Linked DNA regions of Mus musculus: region 1 is linked to region 2. A link is a loop called in an ENCODE intact Hi-C map of the cell type or tissue named here. Cell type or tissue: heart. All regions are shown on one strand.

Evidence for each region. Peaks named below come from ENCODE experiments on the same cell type or tissue, not always from the same donor. Only the 100,000 strongest peaks of a DNase experiment are listed, where the experiment ranks them.
Region 1: it touches region 2 in a loop (3-fold over the local background); 12 of 42 quality-filtered maps call a loop at or near these places.

Annotation. Positions count from the first base shown.
Region 1 is chr5:130,219,589-130,227,588 of GRCm38, forward strand. Tmem248 (transmembrane protein 248) reads left to right here and starts at 2,747. Exons shown (of 7, transcript NM_027854.1): 1 at 2,747-2,984. Gm6598 (a long non-coding RNA gene) reads right to left here and starts at 4,278. Exons shown (of 2, transcript XR_377119.4): 1 at 4,146-4,278; 2 at 2,130-2,440. In heart, a CTCF peak has its summit at 3,335 (motif pointing right); a DNase peak (open chromatin) is centred at 2,713; H3K4me3 peaks cover 2,952 bases; H3K27ac peaks cover 2,065 bases.
Region 2 is chr5:130,167,409-130,175,408 of GRCm38, forward strand. It overlaps Rabgef1 (RAB guanine nucleotide exchange factor (GEF) 1), which reads left to right and starts at 4,411. Exons shown (of 9, transcript NM_001199059.1): 1 at 4,411-4,486. In heart, no CTCF peak of the experiment used is centred here; DNase peaks (open chromatin) are centred at 4,343, 4,833 and 5,063; H3K4me3 peaks cover 2,846 bases; H3K27ac peaks cover 3,396 bases.

The DNA of each region.
Region 1 (8,000 bases), 52 kb after region 2:
GAGTGTGAAGAACCCCCCCACTAAGTGGGAATTGGACTGGGGTTGGCTATCACGTGCAAGAAGTCCCTCCCTCCCTTAGGTTTTGCCAACAGCCTTGTCTGAGGAAGAGACACGTTCTGTATCTTCAGAGCACCCTGACTCCTGGCACAGGACAGAAGGAAGTAGCCTGTACAGCAGGCTTTCCAGCTCAAGGAAGATGCACCATGCTATGCCTTAAGGCTTTTCTGTTTATATGTTATATAGCCTCTTCTGCGAAGGAGACTCATGTCTAAGGGCACTCTGACCCTCTAAGGACAGCCAGAAGTGATCTTTACAACAGACGACCTTGTAGGTAAGATGGCTTTTCTGTTCCCATGCGATTTTTTTTTTCTTCCTGTACTTCCTCATCTTTGTTTTCCCTGATAATAATCAATTAAACATCCCATTTTCTCATAAGTCGATTTCCGTCAGGGTTTGATGACCACACAGTGTCTTTGTATGCAGTTGCCTCTAATAACAGCTCAGCATTGGACTTACTCTGAATCCCCAGGGATTCTCCCACGAGCCACCATGCTTGGCTTGGCTGGGTCCTGACGTCTGCTCCTTTGGCTCCACCGTCTCTAAGCCTGTTTTTCTTTGAGATAGAATATTCTGCCTCCCTCTTAAGACTCCTTTTATTCCAAGCTTGTTATTTACCCCGTCTCCAGATTTCCTTGCAACCTGGGAGTTAGTGACAGTGACATAAACAGGCTACCAAAAATGAACAAGATGATGTCATCCCATTCTGATTTTTTTTTCCTCTCTCTTTTAAGCCATTTTTCTGTGGTCTATATTTATCTTAGTTACTGTTCTGTTGCTGTGGAGAGACACCAGGACCAGGAAATCTCTTATAAAAGAAGGTCTTTAATTGGGGGCTTGCTTACAGTTTCAGAGGGTCAGTTCATGATCACCATGGAGGGAAGCAGACAGGCAGGGTGCTGAGGCAGTAGCTGAGAGATTTACCTCTTGATCTATAGGCAGCAAGTAGGGAGAGACGAGAAGATAGTGGGCCTGGCAGGGACTTTTGAAACCTCAAAATCACTCCCAGTGACACAGCTCCTTCAACAAGGCCACACCTCCTAAATCCTTCCCAAACAGTTCCTCTAACTAGGGACCAAGCATTCAAGCATATGGGCCGATGGGGTCCATTTTCATTCAGTCCACTTCAATATTTGCTAGATTATAAGCACTAAATAAAAATAACAAGAACTGTTGTCAGTCAGCCCTTGTAAAGAGTACAGAAGACACTCTGTCTAAAAAAACCTCTCAGCAGCTTCTCCAGCCTCCTAGGTTTAAGGCCTTCCTTATCTGAGTTCTGCTTGATGTCATAGACATCGATTTGATCACGTTTTACTGTGTATTTCTGCCTTTCTACCTGCTCCTTGCACTTATTCAAAACCAAAAGCATAGCAGTGGTAGCTCATTGTCTGGAATGAGAGCACACACATGCTGTGCACACACAGACATACACATGCAGATGTCTTCTATACGATTTCCCTGGAACTATTTGGCTTTGAGGTTCTGGAGGAGACAAGCATCAGAGTTCCACTTACACATTCTATGGGAAGCCATCATCCATTCTGGGTGAGGACTTTCCAGTGTAGTTGCTTTGAGGTCACTCACCCTGCTGGCAGTAACCTCTTGCCTATGCTCTGTAAGTAAGCCAGATACATTTACTGGCATTCCAGGGGGAACTTTGGTTTGTCACCGAGACCTTAGGAAAAGGGGATAAACATCGCATAGTCTTTACCTAAGGAGAAAATTCTCACAAATGTTCTCATGTCTCATGGCACACCTTTAATCCCAGCACTTATGGATCTTTGAGTTTGAGACCAGCTTGGGTCACATAGTGAGTTTTAAGTCAGCCAGGGATGGATTGAAAGACCTTATCTCTTTTGTTTGTTGGTTGGTTTGGTTTTTTTTTTTTTTTTCAAGACAGGCTTTGTTTAGCCCCAGCTTCCTGGAACTCATTCTGCAGACCAGGCTGGCCTCAAATGCAAAGATCTATCTGCCTCTGACTCTTGAATGCTGGGATCAAAGGACAACCTTCCCACTGCCCAGCAACCGTGTCTTTAAAGAACAACAAAAAAAGTCAAGACCAGACAAATGGATAAGTGTAACTGATCTCCTGGGTTTTCAATAATCATGTACAAAGGTCAGTATTAATGTGGTTAGAGGAATTTAAAAAGGATAATATTTTGCTGCTTCTAAGGTCAGCTAGGTCCTTGGGGACTGAGACATGGCTTGAAATGAATTGTCCTGTTGTCCAGAAACGCGACAGATTCCCATCCAGTGGATCCTAGAGTCCCGTCTACAGAGAGGAGGGTGGTATTAGTGTGCTCAAACACCATGACTAAGGTAGTTGGCTCCTCATTGGGCTCCAGAGAGAACAGGAAGCCAGCTCTTGCCATCCACGAGACCCCTGTGTCAAAACAAAAAATTCCAACAAAAATAAACGAAAATCGTGTCCTCTTTACTATCTCACGCCATACACACCAAGACCTGCAGAAGCACTTCGGGACGGAACCGAGCAAGCTCACGGCAGTTCGCGAATGCGAGTGATAAATTTCAGGCAGCTCCGTGTATGCTTTTCCCATTTGCAAAACGAAGACAGTCTGCTTCTCCTCCTAACCCCGACCCCACCCGCCGCTCGCCCCGGAGCAATTCTGTCCCTTCCGCGCCGCCGTCGCGCGCGGGCGGGGTCAGAGGTCACGGCGGCGTTAGTGGTGACGTGGTTTTCTGCCTTCACCCGGAAAGCCCGGCGTTCGCAGCGCGCGGAGCCGGCGTCCCGTTGGCGCGCTCTGGCCTGGCTTCGGGTCGTCGCTTCGGCCCCGAGGAGCCGCTCGCTGTCTCCGGAGCGGCGGAGAGGATGGTGCGGGGCAGCCCGGGGCCCGCCGCGCGCCGCCGCGAGTGAACAGGGCCAGGCCGCGGGCGTCCGCGGGCTCGAGCCGCCAGTCTGCGGGGCGGTGAGTAGGAGACGGGGTCGTAATCGCGGGCGCATGGGCCGGGACCGGGGACCCTGAACCCGGGGCCCACGGCGTGCTGGGCGGATCGGTGCGCAGGCTCTCCCAGCCACCCCAGCTCCGTTCACTCCTCTATTAGCTGACCCGGTCCTGTTCCATCCTCCCGAGGCCTGCGGAGTCCTGCTCCCTCAGTCAAGGCTTGTATAGGTCGGCTGAATAAGGCTGCGTGGACCTACTAGCATCCTTTGCAAGTTTTAGAAAAAAAAATGATTGTTTTGGAAAATTATTTACATGATGTGTTTGTATTATCTTGTCTGCGCACGTGAGCGCAAATACCCACCGACTCCAGAAGAGGGCGTTGTGTCCTTAGACCCAGAGTTACACTCCATTGGTAGCTGCCTGATGATGGGGTTGCTGAGAACTTAACTCTGGTCCTCAGGAATAGCAGGTATTCTTAACCCCGTAGCCATCTTTCCAACTTCTCTGTGTGTGTGTGTGTGTGTGTGTGTGTGTGTGTGTGTGTGTGTGTGTGACAGAGAGAGAGAGAGAGAGAGAGAGAGAGAGAGAGTGAGAGTGAGAGAGTGAGTGTGAGTGTGTGTGTGTGTTCAGTTTTAGATTTGTGACTTGACTTTGGGTTGTCAAAAATGTATCCAAAAGAGGGTTTAATGCAGCCTTAACTGGCTAGGATTTCCCTATGTAGACAAGACCCACCTTCAACACCGATCTTCCCGATTCAGACTCCGTAGTTCAGAGATATAGGCGTGGGCCACACTGCCAAGGTTTCACAGTGTAATAACGGTATTGTTTTGGTTTTAATCTGAATCCTGGAGTCTGGGGTCTCCTGCAGCCTTAGATAGTCCAAACCCACGACTCAGTCGAGGCTGACCTTGATTCTCTTAGACTCCCTAGTGCTGCCGTTGGCAGGTGTGCACTGCCATGCCGGTTAAGCCCGGCTAAAACATAATTTTTTTTTTTTTTTAAAGACAGGTCCACTGTGTAGTTCAGGCTGGCCTCCAACTCTCTGTGTAGCTTGAAGTTGTGATCCTCCTGCCTCAGCCTCATATTGGGGTGTTGTTAGCTGTGTGGTACCAGGCCCTGTTCACAGAGTAGTGGTAGCCTGGTGGCAAGGCTAGTCAATACTGGGACAGGGGGGTGATTTCTTACCTGTCCCATAGTTGTATAATACAACAAATCACGGGAGGATTTCCACATACTGTAAGACACACAGCTTTAGTTCTGATGCAGAGAATCCAGAGCTGTGAGTTTAACATAATGGAAATAACCTGAAGCCATGTCACAGTTCTGGAACTCGTATTTTCCCAGGCTTCTGTCGTTGCCTTGTCTGAACATTCTCAGGAGCCCATGGTTTTAAAGCTTCGTGTTTCCTTTTGACCCTTCTTCCCTCTCTCATCTAGTGCTCTCCTCTTTACACACGAGCATTAGAGAAAACTGGGCCTGATTTGGGGGTGGGGTGGAGTGGTCGGGGATACAGAGCACAGTGCAAGGGTGGTGGACCTACAGGATGGTTTTTGTCAGTATGGGAAGTCTGTAGAATTCTAATTATGGGCCAGACCTAGTGGCACACGCCTGTGATCCCAGATCCTTGTGAGCTGCCACTGGAGCTGCCACCAGCCCAACCCAGGTGCCCTGGAAGATTAACTGAGCCTTCTTTCTATCCCCACAGAACTTTAGTTAGACAGCTAAAGTGTTTATTGAAGACGGTGTCTCCGATGATGTAGTTGGTGTGTTCGAGGCATGTGGAATTGATTGGTGGGAAGCCCTCTTGCTGGGCCTGGTGTTGTGTGATAGCACAGTGAGTTAAATGAGAGTCCTCTGCCACTTACATGTCTGCTTGTATCATTGTACATTACCTAAGCTGTATGCTGACACGGAGACTGATACCCACCTAACAGTGTCGGAGAGATTAAAATACCTACCAGGGTGTGCTAAGCAGTTGTTAGGGTGTCCACTACATGGCATATGTTAAGTAGTTATTTTCTCCTTAGCCTCGTATAATCTGGTTCTGCCACAATCCACAATTAACTCTTGTGAAAGAGAGTGTTGTTTGTTTGTTTTAAATTTATTTATTTTATGTGTCTTAGTACACTGTCCTGTTGCTGTCTTCAGACACCCCAGAAGAGGGCATCGGATCCCCTTACAGATGGTTGTGGGCCACCATGTGGCTGCTAGGAATTGAACTCAGGACCTCTGGAAGAGCAGTCAGTGCTCTTAACCCCTGAGCCATCTCTCCAGCCCTGAAAGAGTTTCTTATATTGGTTGGTTTTTTTTTTTTTTTGGTTTTTCGAGACAGGGTTTCTCTGTATAGCCCTGGCGAGTTTCTTATATTGTTACTGACATCTTTAATTTTCTTTTCTCTGAATTTTTGGTCATGGTATTTAGTTTGTATATGTGTATGTGCATACCATGGTATGCATATGGAGGTCAAAGGACACGTATTTGAAGTCAGCTCTTTCCTCCATCTGCTTATGGGTCCCAGGGAGCATATTTATAGGCCACTAGGGTTGCAAGTCAAACACCTTTACCCCTGAGTGATCTCAACAACCCTTTTTAATTTTTATTTATTTTAACAGATTTATTATTATACATGAGTACACTGTAGCTGACTTCAGATGCACTACAAGAGGGTGTCAGGTCTCATTATGAGTGGTTGTGAGCTACCATGTGGTTGCAGGGATTTGAACTCAGGACCTTTGGAAGAGCAGTCAGTGTTCTCTTACCCACTGAGCCATTTCACTAGCCCTTGTTTTTATATTTCACTATTTTAAATATTCCTAAGTCAAGCAACTCAGTAGTTGAGCCTTTTTTTTTTTTTAGCCGTGGTTAGGATTTTAGAAATGGAGTCGCAGAAAAGCACAGGTGTGCTTTGTGTGCTTTGTGACACTGTGGAGTGTCACAAAGCTGACCCATGTCCTTTCAAGTGACTGTGTTCTTAGAACTTGAGGATTGTTGGAGCTGCCTTTTACCTAAGTTGTCTGCAGTTTGGCTTGGTTCTGGTGGCAGTGAAGTAGTCTAGGTAGCAACTGGTGACCTGCATTCGTCTTTCTTCTGTGCTTGAGGAGTCAGAGTTTGACTCTCTATCTGGTGTCCCTCCCCTCAGTCCTTGGACTTCTCAGACGCCATTTCCCAGCCTTCATTTCTCACTACCTGGTTGGAATGAACTTTGGGGGAAGTGGCCAGCCACAGCACCTGCTTCTCACTCCCAACGGAATGCAATGCTTGCTTGCTTATTTGTTTGTTTTTCCAGACAGGGTTTCTCTGTGTAGCCCTGGCTATCCTGGAACTTGCTCTAGGCCAGGCTGAGCTTGAAATCACAGAGATCGGCCTCTGCCTCCTGAGTTTTGGGAGGTGTGTACCACTACCATCCAGCTTGCATTTTTATTTAAAAGTAAGGCTTACTTTTTTTTTTCCCAAGACAAGGTTTCTCTGTATAGCTCTGACTGTTCTGGAACTCACTTTGTAGACCAGGCTGGCCTCGAACTCAGAAATTCACCTGCCTCTGCCTCCCAAGTTGCTGGGATTAAAGGCGTGCGCCACTATGCCCGGCAAGGCTTACAGAAACTTTTTTTTTCTTTCTTTCTTTCTTTCTTTCTTTCTTTCTTTCTTTCTTTCTCTCTCTCTCTCTCTCTCTCTCTCTCTCTCTCTCTTTCTCTCTTTCTTTCTTTCTTTCTCTCTTTCTTTCTTTCTTTCTTTCTTTCTTTCTTTCTTTCTTGGCAAGGCTTACAGAAACTTCTTTCTTTCTTTCTTTCTTTTTTCTTTTTTTTTTTTTTTTTAACTTAAAGGCAAGTCTTACTATGTAGCCCTAGCTGACCTGAAACTCTTTGTAGACCAAACTGGCCTCAGACTCACAGAGATTGGCCTACCTTTGCCTTTCTTGTAAGTGCTGGGACTAAAGTGTATACCATCATGCCTGGTTCAGAAAACCTTGCATCTCTTGGCTGATATAGCCTCTAATTTCCTATTTGAAAATGAGTGTGAATGGTAGAAAAGGTAGAGTTTTGGTAACTATTTAGAGTCTTGATAGTTTTGTTCAAAATGCTTTTGTGCCTGGCAGGGAGTTGCACCCTTGTAGCACCATATGATCCCAGCGCTTGGGAGGTGTAGGCAGGAGAGTCAGTTCAAGGCCTAAACTACATACTGTCTCCTGCCTAACTATAACTATAGCTATAGCTATAACTATAACTATAACTGTAACTATAACTATAGCTATAACTCCCCATCCGTACCTGGTTCTCATCATCCCTTTGCTATTAGATATTTTGAGCCAGAGACAGGTAAGAGTATTTCCCTACTCTTGAGTGATTTGCAGTTTGGAAAGACCAGACCACTGGAAAGTTTCAGAGGCGCAGCTCTTGAGCTGCCCTGGGTTCAGTCCCCAGCACTATATAGGTTGGGTGTGGTGGTACATTCCTGAAATGCCAGCCTGTGGAGGTGGTGGCAGGAGGATCTGAAGCCCAAAGTCCTCCTTGGCTACATAGCCAGTTCTAGTCCCACCTGAGTTACAAAACAACAAAACTACAAATAAAGGGCTGGAGCGATGCCTCAGAGGTTCAGAGTGCATGCTGCTTTCACAGGATTTGCCTTCAGGTCCCAGTGTCCATGCGAGCAGGCTGACAACCACCTATAACTCCACCTTTAGGGGATTTGATGCCCTTTTCTATCCTCCACAGACACCTGCACACATGTGACATACACGTACATAAAAATAAATCTTAAAGTAATTCTCTGCCATGACGTTTAAAAGCCAATGTAAAAGGGATAATTTCTTAAAATACCTGTTTTCTCAAATTTGACTCACCAGAAGTAAAAAATAGACATACAGTTTAAAATCGTTAAAGTAGCTAAGATAGACTCCTCAAAATAGAAAACAAATACTTGGCAGACTCAAATAGTTTTCTGGCCAAAGTTAATCAAATTTCTAAGAAGTAGAAGTGCATTTTATTCCTGGTCTCACAGGCCTTAAATCCAAGTACTTGGGAGGCAGAGGCTGGTGGATTTTTG
Region 2 (8,000 bases):
GTTCTTTTGTAATGCCTAGTTAGTTTTACTGTCTCTACCAAGCTCCTCAGCTTCAAGCATTTTCTAGGACATTGGAACACCGGCAAAGGCTTAGCTATGTCAGAATTCAATCTTAAAAGGCACTTATAATAAGATAATACTAAAAGAGAGCACGTGGATCCATACACCAGACTAACAGACAGGGTATGAATATATGGGTTATGAGAACGCCAAAGTTCCAGGAGGTGAGTTTCCGTGAAACTCTTTGCCTCGTGAGTGCTCCCAGGCCTCTTGGCCTGCCAAGCAAACTTCACTGGAGTGTGTGTAGCATCCTTGAATATGTTTATTTTTTCCTTTCCTTTTCTTTCTTTCTTTCCTTCTTTCTTTCTCTCTTCTCCTTCCCCAAAACAAAACAAAACAAAACAAAACAAAACAAAAAAACCTTCCCCTTCCCCTCCCTCCCTCCCTCCCTCCCTCCCTCCCTCCCTCCCTCCCTCCCTCCCTCCCTCCTTCCCTCCTTTCTTTCTTTCTTTCTTTCTTTCTTTCTTTCTTTCTTTCTTTCTTTCTTTCTTTCTTTCTTTCTTTCTTTCTTCAAGGTTTCTCTGTATATCCCTGGCTGTCCTGGGATTCAGTCTTCAGACCAGGCTGGCCTCAAACTCAGACATCTGCCTGCTTCTGACTCCCAAGTGCTGAAATTAAAGGTATGGGCCATTTGGCTAAAATGGCAGTTTTAATCTCCGGTTCAGGGGAATCATGATTGTGTCTCTTGGTGGAAGCATCCCTCCTCTTGGAACTAAGACCTCAGGCCAACAGAGTTAAAGGTTGTGGGGATAAGAAGCCAAACTTCAATGGCCCACTCTGAGTCCTGTCTCCTTAATTCTTGAGTCCCTGAGTTCTGGCTTTGGAAGAAGTACATTGCACTTGATGTAATATATGATGCCAATCTCGGTCAAGGACAGGCCTAGAGCCGTGTGTGGTGGCCCATGCCTATAATCCCAACACAAGAGAGATGGAGGCAGGAGGATCAGGATTTCATAGTCAACCTCTGCTATATAATAAGTCTGAGGCCAGTCTGTTATATTACAGATACCTTTTCAGAAAAAAAATGTTCGGGGGGTTGCAGTGAGGTCTCTTCAGTGCCATAGCTATCAATAAATCGTCCATGCTGCTGTAAATATTCCCTATTTAAACCCAGTGGTTCAGCAAGCAGACTTGGGTGGTATAGTTTCTGTGCTCTATTTGGAGAGATATTTGGAGTGAAAAGTCATGCCTTCCCAAGAAAAGTCATGAAACCAACCTCTTTTTTTATTATTTATTTATTTATTTATCTATTTATTTTTTGAGACAGGGTTTCTCTGTGTAGCCCTGGCTGTCCTGGATCTCACTCTGTAGACCAGGCTGGCCTCGAACTCAGAAGTCTGCCTGCCTCTGCCTCCCAAGTTCTGGGATTAAAGGCATGTGCCACCACTGCCCAGCGTGAAATGAACTTTTTTGGTTTTTCGAGACAGGGTTTCTCTGTATAGCCCTGGCTGTCCTGGAACTCACTTTGTAGACCACGCTGGTCTCGAACTCAGAAATCCGCCAGCCTCTGCCTCCTGAGTGCTGGGATTAAAGGCGTGCGCCACCACTCCCGGCCAACGTGAACTTTTTAAAAATAATGTAATATGGTCTCATGTAGATAAAGCTGCCCTTACACTTACTATGCAGCTGCAACTCCTGTTCCTTCTGCCTCAGCCTCCTGTGAACTGGGATTCTAAGCATGTGCCATCAGATCTGTGAACTTTTTATATAAAGTCACTGAGCCAGCCATACGTGAACACAACTGCTGAACACATTGGTGGGGCTTAACAGAGAGGGAGTTAGGACAAAGTCAGGGAAGCTCTGCTGTAGGCTTCACATGCTATCTGTTGACATTCTCGGCTTGTGGATTGGTGGACACCACCGTTGGAATGTAAGAATGCATTCCAAAGATTTTTCCGGCTGGCCAGAAGGATGTTAAGTCAGAGACAGAATGAGTCTTAAACGGATATTCAACGGACCTAAAGACAGTCTGAGATATGGCTCTATAACATTCCAACTCTCCAAAACCAGTCTACAGAATCTTTAACACAAGGGTGGGTTTTTAGAGAACTTCACAAGGTAGACAACACTTATCTGCTGCCTCTAGCAGTCTTGAAGTGGGAACTAAGACTAGCTTCTGTTCATGCCTTCACTATTAATGCTGTGTAACACTGGCTAACTTAGCCGGGTGTGGTGGCGCATGTCTTTAATCCCAGCACTCGGGAGGCAGAGGCAGGCGGATTTCTGAGTTCGAGGTGAGCCTGGTCTACAAAGTGAGTTCCAGGACAGCCAGGGCTATTCAGAGAAACCCTGTCTCAAAAACAAACAAACAAACTCCAAAAACAAACAAACAAAACCAAAAAAACCCACTGACTAACTTATTTAATTTTTAGGTCTCAGCTATACCCCAATTTTTTTTTTTTTTAATTCTGATGATTGAACCTAGGTCCTCCAGAAGAAAGAGCTAGCCTTCTGTAGGTAGGAAAGGAAAAGGGCTCAGGGTGGAACTGCCCATAGTTCACACATATTTCTGTGAAAATATGTATCTATGTTTTAAATGAATGCTAAGAGTTCAAGCAGCGAGGCCAAGAACACCAGGGATGAGAAACAAAGATGTCTGCAATCCGGTTTGAGATAACCTGATGAAGCAAGCTCCCGGGCAGTTGGCACCAACCTGACTGTCCAGCTATCTTTCACTGATGCCAAAAGCTTTCCCCCCTTCAGTAGTAAATGTACAGGAGAGGCTTCCTCATGTTTCCTTACATTATGATTATTGTGTGTGGATGCCATGATACTTACATGGAGGTGAGTGGGCATCTTTGTTAGTTGGGTCTCTCCTTCTACTTTTTGTTGAAACCATTTATTTATTTTACGTACATTGGTATTTTGACTGCATGTGTGTCTGTGTGAGGGTATTGGATCCTCTGCAACTGGAGTTGCAGACAGTTGTGAGCTGCCATGTGGGTGCTGGGAATCGAACCCAGCTCCTCTGAAAGAGCAACCACCGTTCTTAACCACTGAGTCATCTCTCCATCCCCTCCTTCTTTTTTTTGTCAGGTCAGTTCCAGGATTTGGATTTAGGTTGTCAAGCCTGAATGGGAAACCTTTTACACACTGAAACATCTCTCTGGCCCTCTTTACTTGTAATCCTCTTTCATAAAACTCGCTTTCACCTCATTTGTCTGTGTCTTTCTTTAATCTTCATAGACCTTAAACATCCAACTTGGAGCCACTTCCCTAGGCCAACCTGACCCTGTCTGGCACCCTACAGCCTTGTGCCAAGCACAGCTGGGTCATGAAAGATCCTTTTATTCTCACAACTCCTGCATCATCATGTGCTCTCATTATAAAGCTATACCCCACAACCTTCCTTATATTTGCCCAGGCCAAGAACACTAGAGATGGGAACTCCTGAACTTCCTGTCTCCACCTAGCCAGGCTGGGATCACAGCCTAGTTGCTATTGGACCAATTTCCTTAAGATTCTCCTAAATTGAATCAGTTTCAAGTCCTGCTCTTAAAAAGAGCAAGCCAGGAGTGTTCATTTCTGTGGGCCATCTGCCCAGGTGACCAGGTTCTTTCTATGGACGAGTGCCCAGGAGTGAAAAACAAAATAGCAGAGTCAGAAAAGGTGAAAACAGGCATTTATTGAGACAGGGGTTAAAAAAAAAATTCTGCTGGGAACAGTGTTTTGTTTTTGTTTTTTGTTTTTTCCAGAGCTGAGAGCCAGTCTCACGGACTCTGGGTTGCTCATTTGTAGGGTTCATTCTGAATTCTCTCCTCCCCTATCCTATAACTTCATCTCCTCCACCCCGACGGTTCTTGGCCCAGGGAGATAACAAAAGCTAGTGAGGTGGCATGTCAACTGTCCAGTGGGAGCGTTATCTATCTTTACAGACAGGCAGTCATGTGCTAAACTTTTCCCTCTCGATCTTTTTCCTGACTATCTATTCCCTGCTAACTGCTCACTAGGGGAAAGGTGTGTTTGTATTTCCTTCTGGCGGCCGCATTCGCTAAGCGCTGGGAGATGTCTCCTGGTCCCAGACTTTGATGTCCCGTTTCGTGTATGGCTGTCCTCGGGGCTCCTTGTCGCCCTCAGGCTAATGCAAGCAGAAGCTGGTAGACGGAATGAGGAATGACAGGGGAAACCGCGGCTTCTCGCGAGTCACAGACACGTCAGCGAGGGCCTCACGGTCACTCGGTGTCCCCTGCCCTCAGGGACTGCCCCTTCGGGTGGACAGCCTCCGGAGCGTTGCAATCTTTTCCGGCCAGCCGCCAGCCAGTCCCCGGAAGTCCGAAGCGTCACGGAAATGACGCCACGCGTACGCACCGCGCGCGTGCTCGCGGTGCCGGGGGCGGGGCGTGCGGGGGCAGGGGCGGGGCAGGGAGCCGAGTGACTGAAGGGGCGCTGGGAGCGGCGGTCGGACGCCGGCGGAGCCGCGGAGCAGGTTCGGAGGGACGGGGGCTCCGGAGGCGCGTTCCCACACGGAGCGGGGCGGCGGCGGCGGTGTCCGGCCGCGCGCTGACCGGGGCCGCTCCGTTCCGCCTCTCAGCCGGGAGGGCGGGCGGGCGCATAGGGCCAGGCCGCCGGAGCTCTGCTGCTGCTCTCGGCCTCTCCAGCTCGGCCGAGTTCTTCCCAGCTCGGCGGGACTCGGGCTCCCGGGAGGACACGCTCCCCGGTCGTCGGCTGCCGCTCCGATCCTGTCCGAGTCCGGAGTTGTGGTTGCAGCCGGGCGGGTCCCATCCGGAGCCCGCGTGGGTCCCGGGGCTGGTGCGGCTGCTGTGGCGCGGGGTTTTGAATACTCGTCCCAGGTGCTAGAGGCCAAGGTTATGGGTGTCTCTGAATGAGAAGTCCTGAAGCTGAGGCAGGAGGATTGCCGCGAGTTTTGAGGTCAGCCCTCTGCCACTGAGGAAGACCCTTTTATGGAAAATAATAATAAAGGCAGTCCCTGATTCCGAGCTGTCTGGAAGGGAGAGCCAAGGGGATGTCCTTCCATCCCTTCGCGGAAGTTGGCTCCATAGAGGGAAGCGCCTTGGAGACTAGGTCATTGGCAGCTGGCTGTGTCTCAGAGCTGATGACCAACCTCTGTGGTTGGGAAATGTGTTGCTGGATGTGGTAGGCTCGGTCTGTCTGTGGAGTTTAGATGTGACACTGGCATAAGTTTTACAGCGTCACCTAGTTTTGTGGTAAGAGCCCCTATGGTCCCCCCACCCCCTGCCACCTCCTGGAAGTTAACTGTTGGGTCTTTTAACCTACAAACCTAGAATTACTTTTCAAAGGAAGACCCAATTAGTCACCCACTTCTGACATCCCAGTATTTGGAAATTGAGTCAGGAACAACAGTCTTGGGAGTTTTGACGTCAACGGGGCTATGTAGTGAGTTTGAGGCCAGCCTATACTACAGAGTAATATTCGATCCTCCCGCCCACCAGAGTCGCAGTTAAAAGAAAGAAGAGGCTAAAATAAAATGGTCTTGTCAAGCTTGTTACTGGGCGGTGGTGGCGGTGGCTCACACCTTTAATACCAGAATGCTGGAGGCAGAGACAGATCTCTATGAGTTTGAACAGGCCTGGTCTACAGAGTGAGTTCCAGGACAGTCCAGGCTACATAGACTGTTTTGGGGGGAGAAGAAGCTTGCTTGTTACTTGGTGATGACTGACTTTAAGGTTTACACATGTTAGATAGGGGCTGTTTAACTGAGCTACAGTCCCAGTTTCTATTCAGCCTCTGAGAGTTACTGTTTGGGGGGATTATTTATTTATTTTGATTTGTGTGTTTATTTTGGGGGACAGGGTCTCGCAATACAGCTTTGGCTGTGTAGATCAGGCGATCAGGCAAGACTCTGAACTTGGAGCATTCCGCCTGCCTAGGCCTCTCAAGTGGTGAGATTGCGGGTGTGGACCACTGCCTTGCCTGTCTTTTCTTTTGGTATGTGTGTTCACAGTGTGTGCATGTGGAGGCCAGAGGTTAGCAAATGTTAGCTATTTTCCTTGGTGTCATACTAGCCTTGACTTTCATTGAGACAGGCTCTTAGTGAACCTGGAGCTGGATTCACCTAGACTACTACTAGCTAGCCCACAAGCTACAGGGAACATTTTTTTGGTGTGGGGACTGGGGACCTGGTTCAGGTTCTCATGCTTGTGTGGCAAGTACTTTATTTTTGCCATTTATTTTGCCCCAGCCCCCCCTTTTGCCTTTGATGAAATGAAGTTGGAGTTTATTAAGAAACAGTTTTATTATAGAATTAAACCCCGGCTTTAAGGAAGAGAGAGACACTTTAAAGGACAGTATACCTCCAAGACATGTGTGTAAACTTCTTAAGAGTCTCCAAGATTTAGTGGTTCCTGATCAAAGGGTTAAGGTGCAGCCAGGATTTGAATCTTTACTTGCTTACAACATCTTGGCTGGAGAGTTAGCTCCCTGGTTGAGAGATCTGGCTGCTCTTGTACGGGATCCTGGTTTGGACGTGGTAGCTCACAACTGTCCAACTTCCAGATCCAGGGGATCTATGCCCTTTTCCAGGCTCCAGGGGTGCCAGTTTGCACATGATAGTGGACAGTAGAGATCCTTAAGGTGTAAAATGTTTGCCTAGTTTGCACCAAGGCCTTGGGTTTTATCCCCACCACGACAGAGAAAGAAAACAAAAATCTCCCACAGAATTTCATCATGGTGTGTGCTAGGCTAGAGCCCTGAGGATCAGAGCACCAGCCAACCTTTTGAAGTGTGGAGGATGGAAGAAGGGACCAGGAAATAAATACCTTCCCAAAGTGTTGAAAAATGTGTAACAGTTCAAACCAGTGAGCTGGAGTGGGAATTTTGGAGGCAGGTGAGTGTGTGTGTGTTGGGGAGCAGTGACCAGGAGAAGAGACCACCCAGCTACGTGAAGAATGCTGAAGGGCAGAGATGCCTGGGTGTGGGGCTTTTCTGTGCTGGTGACAGAGCCACGGGAGGGTATGAAGCAAAGTCATCCTTAGGTTAAGATAACTTCTAAGCAAACACACACACACACACACACACACACACACACACACACACAGAGGCTGCTGTATGGTTTAAGATGATTGTGTCCAAGGTAGTTCTGGGTTAGGGACTGTCTTTCTTGGCCATCTTTTCTGGTGATTAAGTATTTGAATTGAATCGTGTACTCATTACTAAGATTGACTCCCACTAACAGGAAATCTACTTTTATCTCTCCACTCTCAATTCATATTGGGTATTTATAGGTTCCATGGGTACTTGCTGACTGTGTGAGAGTAATCCCTGGACTTCTCCCAGTCTTTGGCTAGATACCATAGATTTTTTTTTTGTTTTGTTTTGTTTTTCAAGACAGGGTTTCTCTGTATAGCCCTGGTTGTCCTGGACCTCACTTTGTAGACCAGGCTGGCCTCAAACTCAGAAATCTACCTGCCTCTGCCTCCGGAGTGCTGGGATTAAAGGTGTGCGTCACCACGCCCGGCATATACCATAGAATTTTAAATCTTGACTGTGTACATTTAAATTTTGGTACTCGTTTCATTGGCTGTGAGATAAGCATCTCTAGAAGAGATGTCTGCAATCAACACCTATGTATCAGTAGAAGTGCTGCCAAGTGCCTTTCTTAGCCTGATAATAAAGTCACCCCAATAACATTGAGAGCGTCATGGAAAAGGCCAACCATTTTGGAAATCTTGCCCAATGCTCACAACACTGTATGAAGTAGTGTGTACAGGGGAAATGACTGTTGATCTTATCACGTTGATTACTATTTAACTGGTTATTTTTAATGTTTGAATAAAGTTCCCAAAACATTTTAAGAGGCTGTGTTCTAGCAAATCTGTAAGCCCAGCTACTCAGGAGGCTGAAGCAGAAGATTGCCAAAGCAGGCCAGCCTGGGCAACTTAGTGAGTCTCAATTAAAGTCACAGGAGAAGGTCTGGGCTGTCACTGCTGGTGGGGCACTTGCCTTCCATGCTGGATACTTTG